Regions from separate parts of the Homo sapiens genome. Here region 2 is linked to region 1. A link is an interaction called in ENCODE POLR2A ChIA-PET data of the cell type or tissue named here. Cell type or tissue: MCF 10A. All regions are shown on one strand. Each heading gives the region's core, and the rest is flanking DNA. Links, peaks and the distances in the headings are about the cores only.

Region 1 (4,000 bases), core at 1-4,000:
ATTTTATATGTGAGGAAAAAAAAACTTTAGAAATATTTGGAAAACATTTCAATACTAGTAGGTAGCAAAGCAACTGCATAAGACAGTGGAAAGAATAGACTCATCTCTGCGACTTCCCCTTGTGAGCTTGTAAGAGTAATTTGTGCTCTAGTTTCCTCATTTGTAAAATAAAAACCTCTACTTATAATTATGTAATTATTAAGTCTCCATTCCAGTTCTAAAATTCCATGGTTTAATGGCTCCAGTCGACTCAGGACATTGACTCACCAAAGCTTATGAGATAGTTCATGATGGTCCAGGGCCAGATTCCAAGTCTGACGTACTTTTAAAATTTAACTTTACTTTTTAAATTCTGAAATTTTTTTGCTCAGATGTAGGGAAGAGGAAACTAATAAGAAATTCATTTGAAAAGCAACTTGTGTTTGTTTTTTTTTTTGAGACGAAGTCTCACTCTGTCGCCCAGGCCGGAGTGCAGTGGCACAATCTCGGCTCACTGCAACCTCTGCCTCCCTGGTTCAAGCAATTTTCTGCCTCAGCCTCCCGAGTAGCTGGGATTACAGACGCCCACCACCAAACCCAACTAATTTTTTTTTTTTTTTAATTTTTAGTAAAGACGGGGTTTCACCATCTTGGCCAGGCTGGTCTTAAACTCCTGACCTCGTGATCCACCCGCCTCGGCCTCCCAAAGTCCTGGGATTACAGGCGTGAGCCACCATGCCCGGCCCAACTTGTGTTTTTCAAAAGAAGTAATTAATAGAAAAATGAATGCTCCAAGGATCTTTGCAGGTTATATTCTATCTGAAAAGAGAAACGAATTCACCTGTAGTATCACCGTAAGCATTGTGAGCTTTGGCAATATATTAAAGTGTTATTCTTCAAAATTGTACACTGCCTTACTCTTCTGAAAGTACAGTTTAGCTAAAAGAATCTCAACAACTATGTTACTCAAGTGAGGTTTTCAAATTGCATTTTACTCAAACAAAGCTTTGTGTGTGTGTGTGTGTGTATGTGTGTGTGTCAGAGAGAGAGAAACACATTTTCAACCCTTCTCTACTGTAACCGGTTTATGTCTGAGAGTCAAATTACCCGGTTTGGATGACTGCTTGGTTCAAATAAGCTACATAATTGCAAACTTTCCACTTCGTTTTCTGTTGGGTAAACACAGAGTTTGTGTAAGTCTGTGGTTTTGTAATGCTACCGAGCCCACTCTCCCCAAACTGGTGCAGAGGCCACCAATCTCCTGTCTCCCAGGCCTGGCAGAGCATCACAGTGGCAGGATCGGCCTGGAGTGGTAAAACAGATTCACGCAGCCGCTATTCTCTGAGTCGGGAGAGGTGAGAAACTGCTCTACTATAAGTCTTTCACATTCTGGACTTGGCTAGCACCCTTACAGGAAGTGTGCAGGAAGCCTTCTGATTGGACCACAGAGTTAACCTGTGTACTGGGAACTTTATTTCTGATCTACACACATAAATCTACCTCACCCCACCTCTTCCATTCCTGTGAAGTGCCAGGAGCTAGCCCAAATGCTCAGCCTTTAAGCCACTACCAATGCTATCATCTTAACCTTGGTGTGCCTCAGTTTGCTCATCTGTAAAATGGGGATTATAATAGTACTACTTCATGAGGGTTTGTGATGATTAAATGAATTAATATAGTCAAAGTGCTGAATCTGTACCTGGCATTTAGTGAACCCTGGGTACATGTGATCATTACTCCCTTACCACGCCCTCCTCGCTCCTTAACCACCTCCAGGGTTGGTCCCACTGCCTTGATTTTACCGTAACTCACGGGTGTGCTCTGATTCTGGGTCTCTTCTCCAGCCGAAGGCCCTTGCAACTTGCCTAATGCTTTTGGGCACTTATTCCAGAGTCCTACCAATTTCCACACCAAGCATGACCTTTCTTATCACACTCTCCCAGGCCTCCACCCTACTTCCCTGACCAGCTGCTCCATGCAGTTCCAACACTAACAATATTCAAGTTTTGGTCTTGATGACAGGCTCTCTTTTTACATCCTAACCTGAGGGGAGACTGCCCGTGGCACATGTGGCTTGGAAGTTATCTGTTGGATAACTTTCCTCATCTTATAAAAGATAAAAGTGCTGGAGCCATGTACAATCAATCCCTTGCACCCCTCTGCCCCCCGTCCAGCTCTAGAACGGATATGGGGATGAAGCCATGTCTCTTGCCCTGAAACATACAGGATGTCAGTAACAGAGCCAGAAACTGGGGCCAGCTCTCGGCTTTCCCATGGCTATGTTCTACCCACTCAACTATAATGCCAAAAAAAAAAAAAAAAACCCACAGACATTTCATCAACCTGTCTCTTCTGTCAAATTGCGTTATTCTCAAATTGTGTAAGCCTTATGTAAACAATATCACTTCACACATGGGGTTCCATAAGTACATTTGCTGCGAGGTTCTCACACAGCAGGTTTTCTATAGATGGATAAATAAAAAGTGCCAAGATTTCAAACTTAAGAAAACACTTAAAGGGCGGCCATCCAGCAGCATTACAGTCATTTTTTGCCCTGAGGCACAGAAGCATGAGTTCTTTGCAACTGGACGGTTCTAGCTGTTGCTCATTACCAAGTGCTTCTAGGCAGATGGCTTCCCTACTCTACTAATCCACTGAGACCAAATGGCTGATGGATCTGATTTTTAAGGCACATAATTTTTATACTCTTGCTGCATTTTTCTTCTTTCATTTTCTTCTCGTCACTCTTCTGCTCCCCCACTCTCTCATTCGCTCTTCAGAATAACCACTATCTCTGTCCTCTCTCTCCGTTTTCTCCACTCCCTCTCTCGTAAACAACCCATAGTACTGCAAGTTCGCACATGTTTATTTGAAACTATTATGTCTAGGGAAGGAGAGTCTCTGTTAAAGCTCTCTTAAATAATGCAAATTCATGACCTAAAAATGGTCCCCCATCTATCTGATGTATATTTATAAGGTTGCTGGATTTTTATTGTTTTTTGTGCAAAGATGGAGTTTCCTCCTACTAGTTACTAGCTAAAAGTCATTAAATTAGCTTTCACTGTAATAAAATGAAAGCATTTACTTGATTGTTAAATAATTTAAAGCAGGCTCACTAAGGTATATTGCCACAACATAATATGTTGTAGCACAAAATGAAGATGCTAAAACCCTGACAAAGAACAGCTTTGGAATTCAGCAGCAGGTATGATAGTATATATATGTTATGCTGATTAAGATGTTATGTTTTAAAATAGACTTTCCTGCCTCCAATCTCTTCTCTATCCAATCTAAACCACAGTTGCCACCTTAATCCTACAGAAACATCACTTTACATACCTTTCAGAAATCTGCAGCTTCATATCATTTAGAGCATCGTTCTCCAGTGAGCATCAAAATCACCTGGAGGGCTTACTAAAACAGTTCGCTCAGCCCCATTCCACCGTTTCAGATCCAGTGGGACTGGAGTGGGGCCTGATAATTTACATATATAACATGCTTCAGGTGAGGATGAGGCTGTTGGAGTAGAGACCACACTTTGAAAAAGCATTGACATTGAAACCCAGACTTTCAGTTTGATTTTAATGCCCTTTTCTTTTAATAATATGGCCTTTCTCTATTCTTTGAAATGGACATCCATAAGTTCCTTTCACAGAGACCTGCTATTTTGGTGAAACTCTTCTCTTCTTTACCCCCAGAACAGATGTTGCCACCAGGATTGAGATAATTTCTGCTGTTTAAAACATACACTTACTCTTTCTGTAAAACTCAATCCCACCACTTCCGTGAGGTCTTCTCCAGATTCTACAGGATTTCAGGATTTCTTTCATCTGTGATTATAGTAGTATTGGCTTTTCTCTGCTGTGTATTTGACCATGGTATAAACTGCCTGGTATTATTACTTATCTATCCATAAATGTGATCAAGTAAACTAGTTTGCAGTACAAAGCAACCAATAAATTTGAAGATCCTAGTCAAGGTTTAATTTATATAGCAAAACAAAAATTAACTGTTTTTTAAT
Region 2 (17,047 bases), core at 7,996-11,995, 53 kb after region 1:
CCGGCCGCAATACATTGTTTAAAAAGGAAGTTTAGAGATATTTTTTTCTCCTCTGCGCTTCCCCAAAAGCTATGAGGTACACAAACTGTATCAAAATAGGGCTGCTTTCTGGATGTCATGTTTTAAATAGTACTATACATATTGCCGGGCGCGTAATCCCAGCACTTTGGGAGGCCGAGGCGGGTGGATCACGAGGTCAGGAGATCAAGACCATCCTGGCTAACATGGTGAAACCCCGACTCTACTAAATGTACAGAAAATTAGCCGGGCGTGATGGCGGGCGCCTGTAGTCCCAGCTACTCGGGAGGCTGAGGCAGGAGAATGGCGTGAACCTGGGAGGCGGAGCTTGCAGTGAGCCGAGATCGCGCCACTGCACTCCAGCCTGGGCGACAGAGCAAGACTCCGTCTCAACAACGACAACAAAAAAAATAGTACTATACACATGCGTTCCAAGTGTTTAAAGGCCCATTCAATGTTTTAAATAAAAGCAATTTAAGGAATGGATAGAGAGTGCACTACTAAATATAGCAACATAATTACTTTCATGTAAATTATCTCCTCTACATAGTGTTAGAACAATGAGAACAAAAAAATGTTTATACTGACAAAATTTGAATAAGTAGAAGAGGTGGATTTGGTTCAGAATGTCCATAACTTCATCCATAGACAAAGAGTAGGGAGCCCCTTTAATTTCCTTTGCATTTGGGGAGTTTTCCATGGTGCATTCAGATCATGTGTCCCTGCGTGATCAGGTAAGAGAAGGCTAGAATTACTAATGATGAAAGGAGGCAGCACAAGAGCAAGATGCAAAACAGCTCTTCCTTTTCTCACCTCATCTGGATGGATCTGAATTTCAACCATCATTTTGTTCTCAAAGTGATGGTGGGTCCATTTTCCAAAAGCAGGTTAGAGACATTGCAAATTAAGTTCTACAGATTCTTTCTCTTAAGTGCCAAAGAAGAAATGTGATGTCATTATGCTGACTGGCTATTTCGTCCTGCCTATTTGTATGCACTTCTCAGATAATAAATTGAGGGCAGTTTAAATTAAACATCATTGGCCAGGTGTCGTGACTCACGCCTGTAATCCCAGCACCTTGGGAGGCCAAGGTGGGTGGATCATTTGAGGCCAGGAGTTCAAGTCCAGCCTGACCAACATGGTGAAACCCCATCTCTACTAAAAATACAAAAAGTTAACTGGGCGTGGTGACAAGCGCCTATAATCCCAGCTACTCGGGAGGCTGAGGCAGAAAAATTGTTGGAACCCAGGGAGTGGAGGTTGCAGTGAGCTGAGATCGTGCCACTGCACTCCAGCCTGGGCGACAGAGTGTGACTCTGTCTCAAAAATAAAAATTAACCATCATTCAGCAAGCATCAGCTATTGTCCAGGTATATGGAAATAATAAACCCAGAGGTCTTGTCCTTGAAATAATTTTTTAGAATAGAAAGTTGGAAAGCTGTGATTTAAAAAAAAAAAGTTTAATTATCAGAATAATGGGGTATTAAGGTTCAGGAGTAGAAGTGACTTCTAATACTGTGTTGTCTTTTAGGTAAATGCAGGGATTGACCCAGAGCCCTCAGTAGACTTCAATTTAATATTCTCTAGCATAAGTCAACATCTGGAAGTCAACACTGAGCACTGCACCTGAGAAGCTGAACAGGAGAGTTGTCAGGAGATCATGGGTCTCTGGCACGCAAACTAGGCCATTGGTTAGGCCATTGTTTTCCTTTACTGCAAGCTTCCAAAAGTCTCCAGAAAAGAAAAACTATGCCATTTTACGGAAAATTTGGGAAACAACAGCAGGATCAGCATTTCATTTCATTAATATAGATAGTACGGAGACCAAGTACAAACGCTCTTGTTTTTAACTCGAGTTCATAATTTATTTAGATTTCCTTAGTTTTTAACTATGTTCCAGTATCCCATTGATGTAGGATATTTTCTTGAACGCTTTATGGGACTCATGACAGGGATGCCCCATTTACTCAGTCCACCATGCTCCACCCCCGCCGAAGGGAGCACGTAGGTAATGGAGCGCAGGAACCAGCTGGCTGCTTTGGCAACAGCAGACGCAAACTCTGTGTAGGCCCTGCGGTGACGTCCGGGTGGGGGTGACCCTAAGGCCCCAGAGGTGTATTACAATGCTCTTTTAGCTCTGCCGTCCACAAACAGCAGAGTGTTATCAGCTCAGTAAGCCTTTTTCCTCATTGCGTGGGGTGGCTGTCCTCCACCAGCAAGGGCAAAGGGCCAGTGTGACAGCCTTTTTGAGTATCCGCATTTGGTGGTTCTGAATTCTTGTCTGGTGCCCAAGAAGAATGAGGTCATGTGGATGAATTGAAGGACGGTGAATGCAGAAAACTTTATTGAGTGATGAAAGCAGCTCTCAGTGGAAAGGGGAGCTGGAAAGCGGATGGGAAGTGCAGGTTGCTCTCTCCTGAAGTCAAGTTGTCTGTCTGCTTCTCTCCTCCAAAGTCAAATTGCCTCTCTCCAACATCCAGCCATTGTCCCTGAAGTCAAGTTGCCTCTCCTTGATGTCCAGCTGCTTCTCATCTCTACCAGCTGAGTTGCAGATCTTTGTAGGCACAGGATGTGGGGCAGGGCGTGGGGTGACTCATGCCTGTAATCCCAGGACTTTGGGAAGCTGAGGCAGGCAGATCACCTGAGGCCAGGAGTTCAAGTGCAGCCTGGCCAACATGGTGAAACCCTGTCTCTACTAAAAATACAAAAAATTAGCTAGATGTGGTGACGTGCACTTGTAGTCCCAGATACTCAGGAGGCTGAGGCAGGAGAATTGCTTGAATCCGGGAGGTAGAGGTTTCAGTGAACTGAGATTGTGACAATGCACTCCAGCCTTGGTGACAGAACAAGACTCCATCTCAAAAAAAAAAAAAAATTATTCAGAAAGAACCAATCAGGAGAGAGAGGGCAAACAGGGACAGAAGTTCTCACTTTGGCCCTTGGGCTTCAGGCTTTTCAGCTTGAAGGTGGGGCGAACCTGCCCATTTGCCTAGAGTTTCTCTCGCCTCTATCACCATAAAATATTCTTATACAATGAAAAGAATACAGGAATATAGAAAGAAGAAAAACTATTTTGTGTTGACTTACCTAGGAAAAGGTTAAAGGCAGCTTGGATGTATGCAGCACTCAATTGGCTGACCTTACTGGGAAAGGCTTAGTATAGCCTTTCACCTATTGCCTGCTGCCCTTTTGGGTCAGGTTCTTCCCTGGGGTGAAGAAGAGATGTACAGTGAGCAACAACACCCCAAACATGAAGTCACATTGCTCCAGGTCACCCAGAAACACAGTAACTCTGAGTTGACTACAAACACACTCTTGCTTCCTTAGGCCAGCCCATGGTGGTTAAGATTTGTTTGGTAGTGAAATCTCTCAGGCAGTATGACATCCTGGGCCTTGTCCCACACAGAGAGCAAAAGGAACTGTGAAATAGTGACAGTCTCATTAAGAGAATGGTGTTTTTTCAGTGGAACATCAGTCACCACTAAATAATTGTTATAAAGGAAATGTAGCTCCTACAATGGGGAAATTCTTTCAGGACCAGTCCAAAGGTGAGAGTATATTAGCAATAATCTAAAAATGAGAATGCAATTATGAAATAATCTCTCCCACCCCCAATCCCACCCTCCCACGTTCTAAATGTTTTCTTTCCCCCAAAAAAACTTCAGAACAGTGGTCCCCAACCTTTTTGGGAACAGGAACCAGTTTTTCAAAAGACAATTTTTCCACGGATGGGAAGGTGAGGGTGGAGGGTTGGGTTGGGGTTATCAGGCATTAGATACTCATGAGGAGCATGCAACCTAGATCCTTCACATTCACAGTTCACAATAGGATTCACACTCCTATGAGAATCTAATGCCGTGGCTGACCTGACTCGAGGCTGAGCTCAGGTAGTAATGCTACTACCTTCCCTTCACCTCCTGCTGTGAGGCACAGTACCAGTCTGCAGCCTGGGGGTTGGGGATCCCTGCATTAGAACATAGTCTAAATTAAGACAAACACACGAATAAAAGCAGCATCATACCACCACCTGCAAAGTCATTTTTCAACTACAAACCCACATCCCATTGAGCCCAAAATGCAGGGGGTGGGGGGTGCAGAGGAGATGAAATGGTTAAGAGCAGGAAGGGCAGATAATACCTAAACTTCTGATAGGAATGATGGTGCTTTCATTGAGATAGGAACTCTGGACGAAGACTAGGTTTGGATAAGAAAGACTATAATGAGAAAGAATCAGGAGAGAGAGAGAGAGAGAGAGAGAGAAACACCCTGAAAATAGAGAAATGGAAACAAATGATAAAACCACAACTGAGAGAAAACAGTAAGGAACTGATGAGTGCATATAGGTTGAATGGTTAATCCTAAAGAAAAAAGAACACTGATTCCTGTGCATTAGGAAACTCCTTACTCTAAGCTAGAAAACGCCTTCTTTTAAACTAAGGGACTAACATTTGTTGGTGGCTTTGCATGTAGCTAGCACTGTGCTTCAGCACTTTCTTGTACAGTTCACCCTTGAACAGCATGAGTTTGAACTTTGCAAGTCCACTTATACATGGATATTTTTTCTGCTTCTACCACCCCTGAGACAGCAAGACCAACCCCTCCTCTTCATTCTCCTCCTCACCCTACTCAGTGTGAAGATGGCAAGGGTAAAGAGCTTTATGATGATTCATTTCCACTTAATGAATAGTAAATATATTTTATCTTCCTTATGATTTTCTTAATGTTTGCTTTTCTCTAACCTACATCATTGTAAGAATACAGTATATAATACATATAACATACAGAATGTGTTAATCACCTGTTTATGTTGTAAGTAAGGATTCCAGTCAATAGCTGACTATTAGTAAATTTTGGGAGGAATCAAAAGTCATATGAGGATTTTTAACTGGGCAGGGAGTGACATCCCATCCCCCAAGTTGTTCAAGTGTCAACTGTACGTTCGGAAACTGTTTTAAAAAAAGAGCAGGTTATCAAATGATAGTTTTTATTTTCTATGTGTCTACAGAACAAGAACAGTGACTGATATTTTAAAAATAGAGAGTGAGATTAAGAAGATGGTTACACTTGGGAGTATGCTTTGGGGAAGGTGAAAGGAAAATGACTAGAGATAAATAAAAAGAATGCCAAGTGGTATTTAGTGTTCAAAGCTGGATATGCATGGGTCAATGTCTTAATTTTTTTTAGACTAACTAAATATCATGTTGACATATTCCAGGGTCTATAGCAATTAGAATGGAAGAAAATTGCTTTCTTTGTTCTTAAAATAATTTTATCCTTAAAAAGCTAAACTCAAGGCCAGGCGTGGTGGCTCATGCCTGTAATTCCAGCACTTTGGGGGACTAAGGCAGGCAGATCACGAGGTCAAGAGATCAAGACCATCATCCTGGCCAACACAGTGAAACCCCATCTCTATTAAAAATACAAAAATTTCATGGTGGCCTCATGCCTGTAATCCCAGCACTTTGGGAGGCCGAGGCGGGTAGATCACGAGGTCAAGAGACTGAGACCATCTTAGCCAACATGGTGAAACCTCGCCTCTACTAAAAATACAAAAAATTAGCTGAGCGTGGTGGTGGACACCTGTAGTCCCAGCTACTCAGGAGGCTGAGGCAGGAGAATCACTTGAACTCGGGAGGCGGAGGTTGCATTGAGCCGAGCTTGCACCACTGCACTCCAGCCTGATGACAGAGTGAGACTCCATCTCAATAAACAACAACAACAACAACAACAAAATTTAGCCGGGCGTGGTGGCGCATGCCTGTAGTCCCAGCTACTCGGGAGTCTGAGGCAGGAGAATTGCTTGAACCTGGGAGGCAGGGCTTGCAGTGAGCCGAGATCACGCCACTGCACTCCAGCCTGGCCACAGAGTGAGACTCTGTCTAAAAAAAAAAAAAAAAAAAAAAAAAAAAAATCTAAATTCAAAGAACCGAAAAAACAAAACAGAAGTAGCTAGCAAGCTTCTGAGTCATTGCTTGAAAGTATGGCAGATTCTGAAATAGGTATCCTTCTCAGGTCAATAGGTTAAAGACTAGTCTGTGTTAGATTGGTTCAGATACCCTGCAGTATTCCCAAGGATTTGATTCTAAAACTTAGCAATACCAGAAGATACAATTATTACACAACTCCATGAGCTCTGATAACTGAAGCGTTTTGTGAATCTCTGACAGGTAAGTTGCAAGTGAATAAAAGCAATGTAATCAGATTTCCTGAAAATGTTACATATTCCTGCAAAATTAGTTTTACAATAAGCACTCTTGTAATAGCCAATTGGGCAAATAGGCTTATTCAATTTAACAAACATTTACTAGGCACAACTGAGTGGGAAGCGCAATGCTAGACAAAGCATTACCCCCTACAGGGGCTAACCTTCATGGAGGGCTTACTATGCACCAAGTACTGTTCTAAGTTCTCCACAAGTGTCCGTCTCAATAAGTGCTTAAAACAACCTTATGAAATAGGTCTAATCCCAAGTGTACAGAAAAGGCAACTGAGGTGTGCTGGTCACTCTCTGCTTTTCTGAGGCTCAGGGCAGTGAAAGGCACACTTAGAGGAAGAGCAATCTGTCTCTCCTTGTTTATCCCACACTCACTGTAAAAGCTTTAGTAAGGAAAGGGAGCTCAGAAGTTGCCAGAGGAAAAAAGTGAACTCTTACATAAAGTCTAGATGTTGAGAAAATGGACCAATTCTTATTATTGTATCATATTAAATCATATCATATCATATCATATCAGATTATCTCTTTTTTTTGTTGTTTTGTTTTTTACTTCTTTTGAGACAATGTCTTGCTCTGTCACATAGGCTGGAGTGCAGTGATGTGAACACGGCTCATTGCAGCCTCAATCTCCCAGGCTCAAGCAATCCTCCTGCCTCAGTCTTCTGAGTAGCTGAGGCCACAGGTGTGCACCACCACAGCTGGCTATTTTTTGTTTGTTTTTTATTTTCTGTAGAGATGAGGTCTTGTCATGTTGCCCAAGCTTGTCTTGAACTCCTGGGCTCAAGCAGTCCTCCTGCCTTGGCCTCCCAAAGTGCTGGGATGAGAGGCATGAGTTACTGCACCTGGCCAAGATTATCTTGATTGTCATAAAGATATATTTAGAAGTGTCACAAGCAGCCTTGGAAAAAAAATTGTCTTGTTAACTATATTGGTTAATGGGTAACTGCTACACATAACGTAATCTTTGTTTTAACCTTAAATGTTTGACGGTAGTGTGAGTGCTTCTGATGAGGACATGGAAGTGAATGTGTAAAAAGCATGTGATCGGCCGGGCGCGGTAGCTCACACCTGTAATCCCAGCACTTTGGGAGGCCGAGGTGCGCGGATCACAAAGTCAGGAGATCGAGACCATCCTGGCTAACACGGCGAAACCCCGTCTCTACTAAAAATACAAAAAATTAGCCGGGCGTAGTGGCGGGCGCCTGTAGTCTCAGCTACCGGGAGGCTGAGGCAGGAGAATGGCGTGAACCCAGGAGGCGGAGCTTGCAAGTGAGCCAAGATGGCGCCACTGCACTCTTGGCCTGGGTGACAGAGGGAGACTCCGTCTCAAAAAAAAAAAAAAAAAAAAGCATGTGATCATCCACATTTTATCTCAGGCTCCTTAAAAAGAGGAAAAGGAACTTATGTCTACTAAAAATTATTGTGTGTGAATGTCCTACAAGAGTTCTAGGAGTTACTCTACTATCAAGATGTTTAGGAATTTGTCCATATTGAACAACATTCCTTCCTTAAAATGTCTGGCTATCATTCCATATCATTGTTGATTTCAGATTATTTAAACTCCATCAAAAACACGTCAGCTACCACTTGCAGCCTCAAGACTATACAGTTGTCCCTCAGTATCTATGTGGAATTGTACCAAAATCTGCACATGCTCTGTCCCTTGCACAGAATAACCTAGTATTTGCATATAACTTACACACATTCTCTCATATACTTTAAGTTATCTCTAGATCACTTATAATACTTAATACAATGCCTACACATCACCACATTCACGTGAATTCAACACAATGCTCGGCGGGTGGCAAATTCAACTTTTGCTTTTGGCAATTTTGTGGGTCTTTTTTTCCCCAACATTTTCAACCCGAGGTTGATTAAATCCATGGATGTGGAACCCAGGAATGTGGAGGACCAACTGCATACACAGATGTTACACCATTTTTAGAGAAAAGCTTGTACATTTTCAAAAAGTATTTGTGGTTAGTTTATTAACATTATTTAAATAATAACACAACCAGAGTTGATTTGCTGCCACTACCTTGGAAATATTTAAACATTATTAAAACTAAGCTACACATTCTAGTTTTATCTCTAAAATTAATGCTTTTAGGCTCAATTTATGCCTGTCAACAAGTAATGATCATAGATGTGAGCTGGCTCATAATCCAGAGGTACTAGGTTACAATGTGTTACCATGGAAACTGTGTTTTATTGCATTCTCTCTTCTTGATTTAAGGCATTTGACAATCATAGCAACTGTTTGCCAGTCTTCTCACATCATAAAAAATTCAAAACCACAAACAACCAATAGAAAAAAAAAAAGAAAAAAAGAAGGAATATCCTCTACTGTTCTCAGACCCCTCTAGAAACATAAAAAGGAAATGACAGCCTTATATTTAACACGAACCTTTTGTGAATAGTTTATCTCTTAGAAAGTCTAAATGTGTTGGAAAATTCAATCAGTGGTTAGTCATCGAATGGACCTGTCTGCCTATGGTTCATTTTGTTTATTGCATCATATATCTTTTATGATCACTGGGACTTTAGCCTGAAACAGCATTTTCTTTAACAAGGACCGTGTTTCCTTTAACGTTGTTTATTGCATCTGAAACATTACTCTTTGAAATCATGGTACATTTTCCATCGAGCAAAGGTCTGCAACCGAATCTTGCATGAATGTGTTTATTCAGGAGCTAGAGCAGAGGGGGAAAAAAAAAACCACCTTATCCAGTTCATGTAACATTAATCACTTTGCCAGTGTTCAGCTGAGGTCATTGCCACATTCCTAGCAGTATTAAGGCAAGTCAAGATTAATCACATACATTAAACCTTGGAAGGGGAGCACGTGAAAGGGATCTCAAATTAGACATGTCTTAAAAGACAGAGAAGGGACTGTAGCTAAATGGGTTTACCTTGCTGCAGTCTGTCTTGGATATAACTTGCTCGCTTTTACCACATGTAGTCATACAACTGCTATGAATCTGTAGGCCTTTTTCCTATTTCTGAAAGCTTATAAGTCAAATTTAAGGTCTTTCTGAGCATTCAAAATAAAGACTCATTCACCAAACATCTTTTAGTACATACTAAACACCAGGCACCTGCTAGGAGCTGTCCATGCCAAGATGAATGAGACATAGCCCTCCCTCTCTCTGCCTCCTCCAATAAGTGCATAACCCAACCAGGAGCACTAATACCACTAATACCATGTGCACTGGGAACATGATTTGGTGTGAGTACAGAAGGGAGAATGGCTGATTGTGATGGGAAATCAGAAAACACCGAAGTTAACTTCAGACAGGGAGAAAGATGAGAAAAGCAATCTAGACATAGGAAACAACATAAAGCCTTAGTGAGTGTTCATAGACTGATGAGTAATCTGTTGGGGCTGGGGCAGAAAGCAAGACTGTGTAGGAGAGTTGGAAGGCGTGGTAGAAGATGAGATTGTACAGTATCTTGGAGCCAGATTGCAAAAGTCTTTGAACATGTACTTTATTCTAAAAGGAATGAGAAAACTGTGAAGAATTTGAAGCAGAAAAGTTAGAATAATCAGATTGTATTGGAAAATGATTATTTGGGGCAAAGGCAGGTTGGATGGCAGATTAGTTGGTAAGAAACTAGAATCACTGTCTCCAAAGTGGAAGAGAGTACAAGTCATCCAGAAAAGCCGTGATAACAGCTTAAACCCATAGAGTGGAGAGAAACACTGTGGAGCCAGATATGACAGAACTAGTCAATAGAGTTCCGGAAGGGAGCCAGAGGGTGGACGGTGGAGCAAAAGGAATCTAAGAAGATGCCAAGGGATTTGGTTGTGTCAAATAAGCAGATGATAATGCCATGGACCAAGGCATGGAAGGTCATGGGAATGGTGATTTCTGTTAGGATGTTATGGCACTCATGAGTGACAACAGGGCTGGATACATTGATTTGGGGGTCATCAACTTATTCTTGATTGTTTAAGTCATAGAGGAAGATAAGACTATTACAGGCAAAAAAGTAGAAAAAGAAGGAGAGAGAGTCCAGGGAATATTTTATGGGAGAAAAACTATTTCCCATTTTTTTGTGATAGTTTTTACATTAAGAAAAACATTAGAGGCTTGAGGAATTTTTATGTTTTTTTTTTCTATTTACAAAGTAAACTTGAGACATAGAATAATAATTTCTTAAAGACAAAATTTGAGAATAAATATTAGATTGAAAATATTTTATATTGGTTGCTTATATATAATGCAATCTGTATTTAAGATGCTAGTGGGCTCATATTTATAGAGTAATGTTTCACATAAGAGGCTAACATTATTTTGAACCATTGCAGCTTTAAATGTTCATAATATGCATATTTAAATATGTGCTTATATTGTAGGTGACAGATTTATACACTTCCCATGTCAACCATCCTACACTTTCATTAAAGATTTGCTTATTTTTAAAAATACATTTTATGCTCCCATAAAAAGAGGAAATTAAATCGTAAAAATACACACAAAGTTAGTGTTTACAGTCTAACTACTACTGACGCAAGAACCATCTGAGTCAGTGTTGTCTTTCCCCAGTTGAGTGTGGAGAGAAGGCCCAGGTTAACAGCTTAGTCTCTGCTGATGGAGATTTGAATTGCAATGACTGAATTTTCACTTAAACCTAAATATAACAAATGTGAAGTACGAAAGTATGATCTTCTAATAGAGCAGAAGACTGAAATCATATTCATCCGTGCTTTGCCTCATCTTTGTTAATACTGAAAATTAAGAACTGTTAATCATCCAGTAGCAAGAAACCATTGGAAAAATAATAATTTTATGTTAAATTCAGAAGGAAGATTTATACTTTTCAATGAGTTTTCTGTGAACTCATACAATAATTCATTCATTCATAAGTACTCACCAAGCAGCCATAATGTGTCAGATGCTATGAGTGGATAGAAGTTGGTGACACAGGCTGGGCGTGGTGGCTCACGCCTGTAATCCCAGCACTTTGGGAGGCTGAGAAGGGCAGATCACGAGGTCAGGAGTTGGAGACCAGGCTGACCAACATGATGAAACCCCGTCTCTACTAAAAATACAAAAATTAGCCGGGCATGGTGGCGTGCGCCTATAATCCCAGCTACTTGGGAGGCTGAGGCAGGAGAATCGCTTGAACCCAGGAGGAGGAGGTTTCAGTGAGCTGAGATCGCGCCACTGCACTCCAACCTGGGTGACAGAGCAAGACTCTGTCTCAAAAACAAACAACAAACAAACAAACAAAAAAGAGAAGATGGTGACACAATCCTTGCACTCAAAGAGTGAATACTCTACTCTTTGGGAAAGGATAAGATAAATTCTTAGGTTGCCATTGTGATTGGCTGGACACACTGTGTTTTGCACAACTTCAGGGGGACCCATTTACATATAGATTACAATGTAGCCCCGAAGAGACTCTAACCCTGCCTTAAACCAATTGGCATACCCATCTCCCTGGCTACAGTGAAGAGCTCAGGGATGAATGTGTGACCCAATCAGAGCCAATGAGATGTGAAGAGATGTTTGCTGAGACTTTGGGAAAAAGAAGCTCCCTCACTCTTCCTGAGAGCTCCCAAAAGGAGCTCATGGTTAATGTGGTGTAAGGATGTGAAATCAGAAATTGCTTTGGGTGTTCTGCAACCAGAAGTCATGAGCTTGGAGTTGTTGAGGTCTGTCATGTGGAACCTGAAGAGAAAGGCAGAAACAAGGCAGGCAGAATGGAGGGAAGGAGCACTCAGCCCCTTAGCGACATCACTGGAACAGTAGGTCAAGTCTCCTCCAAAGTCAAAACTATTTTGGCTAGGCTCGGTGGCTCATGCCTGTAATCCCAGCACTTTGGGAGGCCAAGGCAGGCAATTGACGAGGTCAGGAGATTGAGACCATCCTGGCTAACACCGTGAAACCCCGTCTCCACTAAAAATGCAAAAAATTAGCCGGTTATGATGGCACGTGCCTGTAGTCCCAGCTACTGGGGATGCTGGAGGAGGAGAATCACTTAAACCTGGGAGGCAGAGGTTGCAGTGGGCCAAGATCGTGCCACTGCACTCCAGCCTGGGTGACAGAGCAAGACTCCATCTCAAAAAGAAAAACAACAACAACAACAACAACAACAAAAAACAAAATCAGAACTATTTCATGTGCATGAGCCCTTTTTTGCTTAAGCCAGACTGAGTGGAATTTCTTGTCAGAATTGTGAGAATGCTGACATAGTCACCAAATTAACACCTTCCCTGTATCTAATTTTTGAGCCCATTCAGGTATCTATTGGTCTACGTTCTTCCAGATGTACATTTCAGCTTAGGGTGAAATAGATTCAAGTGGAGTCAATGAGAGAATGGATAAGCTCATCTTTGAGAGCTTAACCTAAGCACAGAGGTAGAGCCAACTTTCTAATCCATCAATTCTCATTCAGCCTGATTCAGAGATGAAGACAAAGAAAATGGATATTAAAAAGAAGTATTTAACATTCAAAGCTAACCTCCCAAGCTGTCTTGACACTATCTTCCTAGAATTGGAGGCTTTTTGTTTTTAATGTCCTCAATAACACATAAGAAAGTGCTCAGCATTTGTGTGATCCTTAATAAAGATTTGCTTTAAAATTTTTGTTTTAATTGTAGTAAGATATACATAATATAAAATTTACCATTTTGACCATTTCTAAGTGTACCATTCAGTGGCATTAGTACATTCATAATTTTGTGCAACCATCCATCCATCTCCATTACTTTTTCATCATTTCAACCTGAAACTCTGTACCCACAAAACAGTAAACAGGCCAGGCGCGGTGGCTCACACCTGTAATCCCAGCACATTGGGAAGCTGAGGCAGGTGGATCACGAGGTCAGGAGTTCAAGACCAGCCTGGCCAAGATGGTGAAACCCTATCTCTACTAAAAATACAAAAAAATTTTCCAGGCGTGGTGGTGGGCGCCTGTAATCCCAGCTACTCGGGAGGCTGAGGCAGAGAATTGCTTGAACCCAGGAGGCAGAGGTTGCAGTGAGCCAAGATTGTGCCACTGCACTCCAGCCTGGGGGATAGATCGAGACTCTATCTCAAAAAAAATAAATACATAAAATAAAAATAAATAAATAAAATAAATAATAATTCCTCTTTCCCCCTCCCCTCAGCCTCTAGTAACCTCTATTTGCCATTCTGTCTCTAAGAATTTGCCTATTTTAGGTACCTCACATAGTGGAATTATACAATATTTGTTCTTTTATGTCTTATTTTACTTAGCATAATGTTTTCAAGGTTAATTCATGATGTAGCATTAAGACTCATTTTTAGGGCCAGATGTGGTGGCTCACACCAGTAATCCCAGCAGTTTAGGAGGCCGAGGCGGGTGGATCACCTGAGCTCAGCAGTTTGACACCAGCCTGGCCAACATGGCAAAACCCCATTTCTACTAAAAATACAAAAATTAGCTGGGTGTGGTGGCGTGCGCCTGTAATCCCAGCTACACAGGAGGCTGAGGCAAGAGAATTGCTTGAACCCAGGAGGCGGAAGTTGCAATGAGCCGAGGTTGCGCCACTGCACTCCAGCCTGGGTGGGAGAGCAAGACTCCATCTCAAAAAAAAAAAAAAAAAAAGATTCATTTTTAGCCAAGCGCAGTGGCTCATGCCTGTAATCCCAACACTTTGGGAGGCCAAGGTGGGCGGATCATTTGAGGTTGGGAGTTTGAGACCAGCCATAGCCAACATGGTGAAACCCTGTCTCTACTAAAAATACAAAAATTAGCCAGGCGTGGTGATGGGCACCTGTAATCCCAGCTACTCCAGAGGATGAACCAGGAGAATCACTTGAACCAGGGAAGCAGAGGTTGCCATGAGTTGAGATAGTGCCACTGCATTCCAGCCTGGGCAACAGAGCAAGTCTCCATCTCAAAAAAAAAAAAAAAGAAAAAAAAAGAAGATGGATTTTAAAACGTATTTGCCGCCCCCCACCCCAACCATGTTTAATTTCTGCTATTCAAAAAATAATAATGCCGGCCAGGCACGGTGGCTCACGCCTATAATCCTAGCATTTTAGGAGGCCGAGGCAGGAGGATCACCTGAGGTCAGGAGTTTGAGACCAGCCTGGCCAACATGGTTAAAACCCGTCTCTATTCAAAATACAAAAACTAGCTGGGCATGGTGGTGGATGCCTGTAATCCCAGCTACTTGGGAGGCTGAGGCAAGCTAATCACTTGAACCCCAGAGGCAGAGGTTGCAGTGAGCTGAGATCGCACCATTGCACTCCAGCCTGGGCAACAAGAGCAAAACTCTATCTCAAAAATAATAATAATATGTAAATATTGTTGTTGTTTTTAATTATAACATTATAACATGCTCAGGAGCTGTATTAGTCAGGGTTCTCTAGAGGGACAGAACTAATAGGATATATGTATGTAAAGGGAAGTTTATTTAGTAGTATTAACTCACATAATCACAAGGTCCCACAATAGGTTGTCTGCAAGCTGAGCAGCAAGGTAGCCAGTCCAAGTCCCAAAGCTAAAGAACTTGGAGTCTGATGTTTGAGGGCAAGAAGCTTCCAGCACGGGAGAAAGATGCAGCCTGGGAGGCTAGGCCAGTCTAGCCTTTTCACATTTTTCTGCCTGTTCTATATCCTGGCCGTGCTGGCAGCTGATTAGATGGTGCCCACCCAGATTAAGAGTGGGTCTGGCTTTCCCAGCCCACTGACTCAAATGTTAATCTCCTTTGGCAACACCCTCACAGACACACCCAGGATCAATACTTTGCATCCTTCAATCCAATCAAGTTGACACTCAGTATTAACTATCACAGGAGCTGACACATATTTAGAACCCCCAAGCGCCCAGATGATGTACTAAGCCCTTTAAAGACATTACATTATTTAATACTCAAATTTTAACAGTTACGTTATTGTCAAAGACCCCTCAAGCCTCAAGATCTTGTGACATTGTAACTAGGATACCATCCTAATTCTCTCCTATTCAGAGCTCGTGCTTTTCCCATTTCTCCGCATTGCAATGGTCCAGAGACTCCAAACCAGAGAATGATGTAATAGAAAACCTAGTTCTAGCTCTATTAATAGCTTTAAAATTTCCAAGATAATATACTTATCCTTCTAATTAGGCTTTGTTTGGAATAATATAAAAACTAGTTCACACTACATGCATCTACTTAAATATTTGGGAAAAGGCTACCTTCCAGAAACCTACAGAGTGATAGATCTGTTATCCTGGAAACTCAAGCTTTCTCTGTCCAAGACAGAGTTCACTACACACACAACACATAGAAACCCTGGTCCTGGCATGGTGGCTCACAACTGTAATCTCGGGACTTTGGGAGGCCGAGGTGGGCGGATCATGAGGTCAGGAGTTCGAGACCAGCCTGGCCAACATGGTGAAACCCCATCAATACTAAAAATATAAAAATTAGCCGGAGTGGTGGCGTGCACCTGGAATCCCAGCTACTCGGGAGGCTGAGGCAGGAGAATTGTTTGAACTCGGGAGGTGGAGGTTGCAGTGAGCCGAGATGGCACCACTGCACTTCAGCCTGGGCGACAGAGTGAGACTCTGTCTCAGAAAAATACAAAAATAAATAAATAAATAATAAACGAATGAAAAACAACCTGTGATTTTCAAGATGCTTATCATTATCACAGAGCTCAAGATTCTTCTGGCTCTTCCATGCAAGTATTCTAGCTACCCAAGAGAAATCTTGCCCAGCAATCCCTAGAGCAAAAGGACTAGGGCCACTTCCTAGCCCAAAGCCTGTGTTGTTGTTTGGAGGATTCATAAAAGAATGGGAAAAGGCTGCTGGCAAAGGTATTTTGTTTTCTAGAGGCACAGAAAAGTGAGTCAGAGATTTTTTTCCCCAAATCTAGGGCAAACCTATTTTTTGGCAGAGCATTTTAAAAGACATTGCTCAATTTCACAGACAAACAGCATTGCCACATACCCAGTTCTTCTGAGAACTGTTCCCCTGAGTTTGGATTTTCACTAAATGTGCAATTATACAATTTTCACCAACATATAGTTTAACTTTGCGGACAGTTCTTTGGGGACACGTTGGGGGAAGTAGTGTAGGTCCTGGCAAAATAACAGCCAGTGCAGTCAGCAGACTTGGTTGGATTTCCGGCTCCAGCACTTTACTTCCTATGAAATTGTGAGCAACTCTTCAAACCTCCCACTGGCAGTTATTTATTTGTTGCTGTGTAACAAAACAGCCCAAAATTTAGTAGGCTTAAGACAGTAATCATTTTGTTTTCTCATGATTGTGTGGGTCAGCTCATTGGACTAGGCTCCATGGGGCAGTTCTTCTGATCTCTCCTAAGGTCAGGTATGAGGATATAGTCAGACAGTGACTCAACTAGGGTATGCCTGATTGAAGATGGTCTCACGCACATGTCTGCCTGGGGCATCTCACTTCTCTTTCCCATAACCAGCAGCCTAGCTTGGGCGCATTCACACAATCATCTCAGGATGGCAACCACAAGCAAAAAAGCACAAACCCATCTACAAACACTTTTTAAACCGATGTTTGCATTACATTTGCTAATGTCCCATTGACCAAAGCAAGTCTCATGGCCAAGCCCAGATTCCAAGTGTGGAGAAAAACCTGGGCAACATGATGAAACCCCATCTCTACAAAACACACAAAATTTAGCTGGACAGGAAGACCACTTGAGCCCAAGAAGTCAAGGTTTCAGCGAGCCATGTGCATGTCACTGCACTCCAGCCTGGGTGAAAAAGTGAGACCCTTCTCAAAAAAACCCAAAACAAGCCAGGCGCAGTGGCTCACACCTGTGATCCCAGCACTTTGGGAGGCTGAGGCGGGCAGATCACAAGGTCAGG

What was found. Peaks named below come from ENCODE experiments on the same cell type or tissue, not always from the same donor. Only the 100,000 strongest peaks of a DNase experiment are listed, where the experiment ranks them.
Region 2: POLR2A ChIA-PET joins it to region 1 with 13 read pairs; 3 of 35 experiments call an interaction of 5 or more read pairs at or near these places.

What each region holds. Positions count from the first base shown.
Region 1 is chr5:124,840,847-124,844,846 of GRCh38, reverse strand. No RefSeq gene overlaps it. Among named protein-coding and RNA genes, the nearest start is that of ZNF608, 96 kb to the right of the region's middle. In MCF 10A, for the core only: no CTCF peak of the experiment used is centred there; DNase peaks (open chromatin) are centred at 1,156 and 2,436.
Region 2 is chr5:124,783,022-124,800,068 of GRCh38, reverse strand. LOC105379156 (a long non-coding RNA gene) reads right to left here and starts at 3,203. Exons shown (of 3, transcript XR_948725.2): 1 at 3,106-3,203. RefSeq lists a silencer at 3,928-4,047. In MCF 10A, for the core only: no CTCF peak of the experiment used is centred there; DNase peaks (open chromatin) are centred at 8,998, 9,618 and 10,778.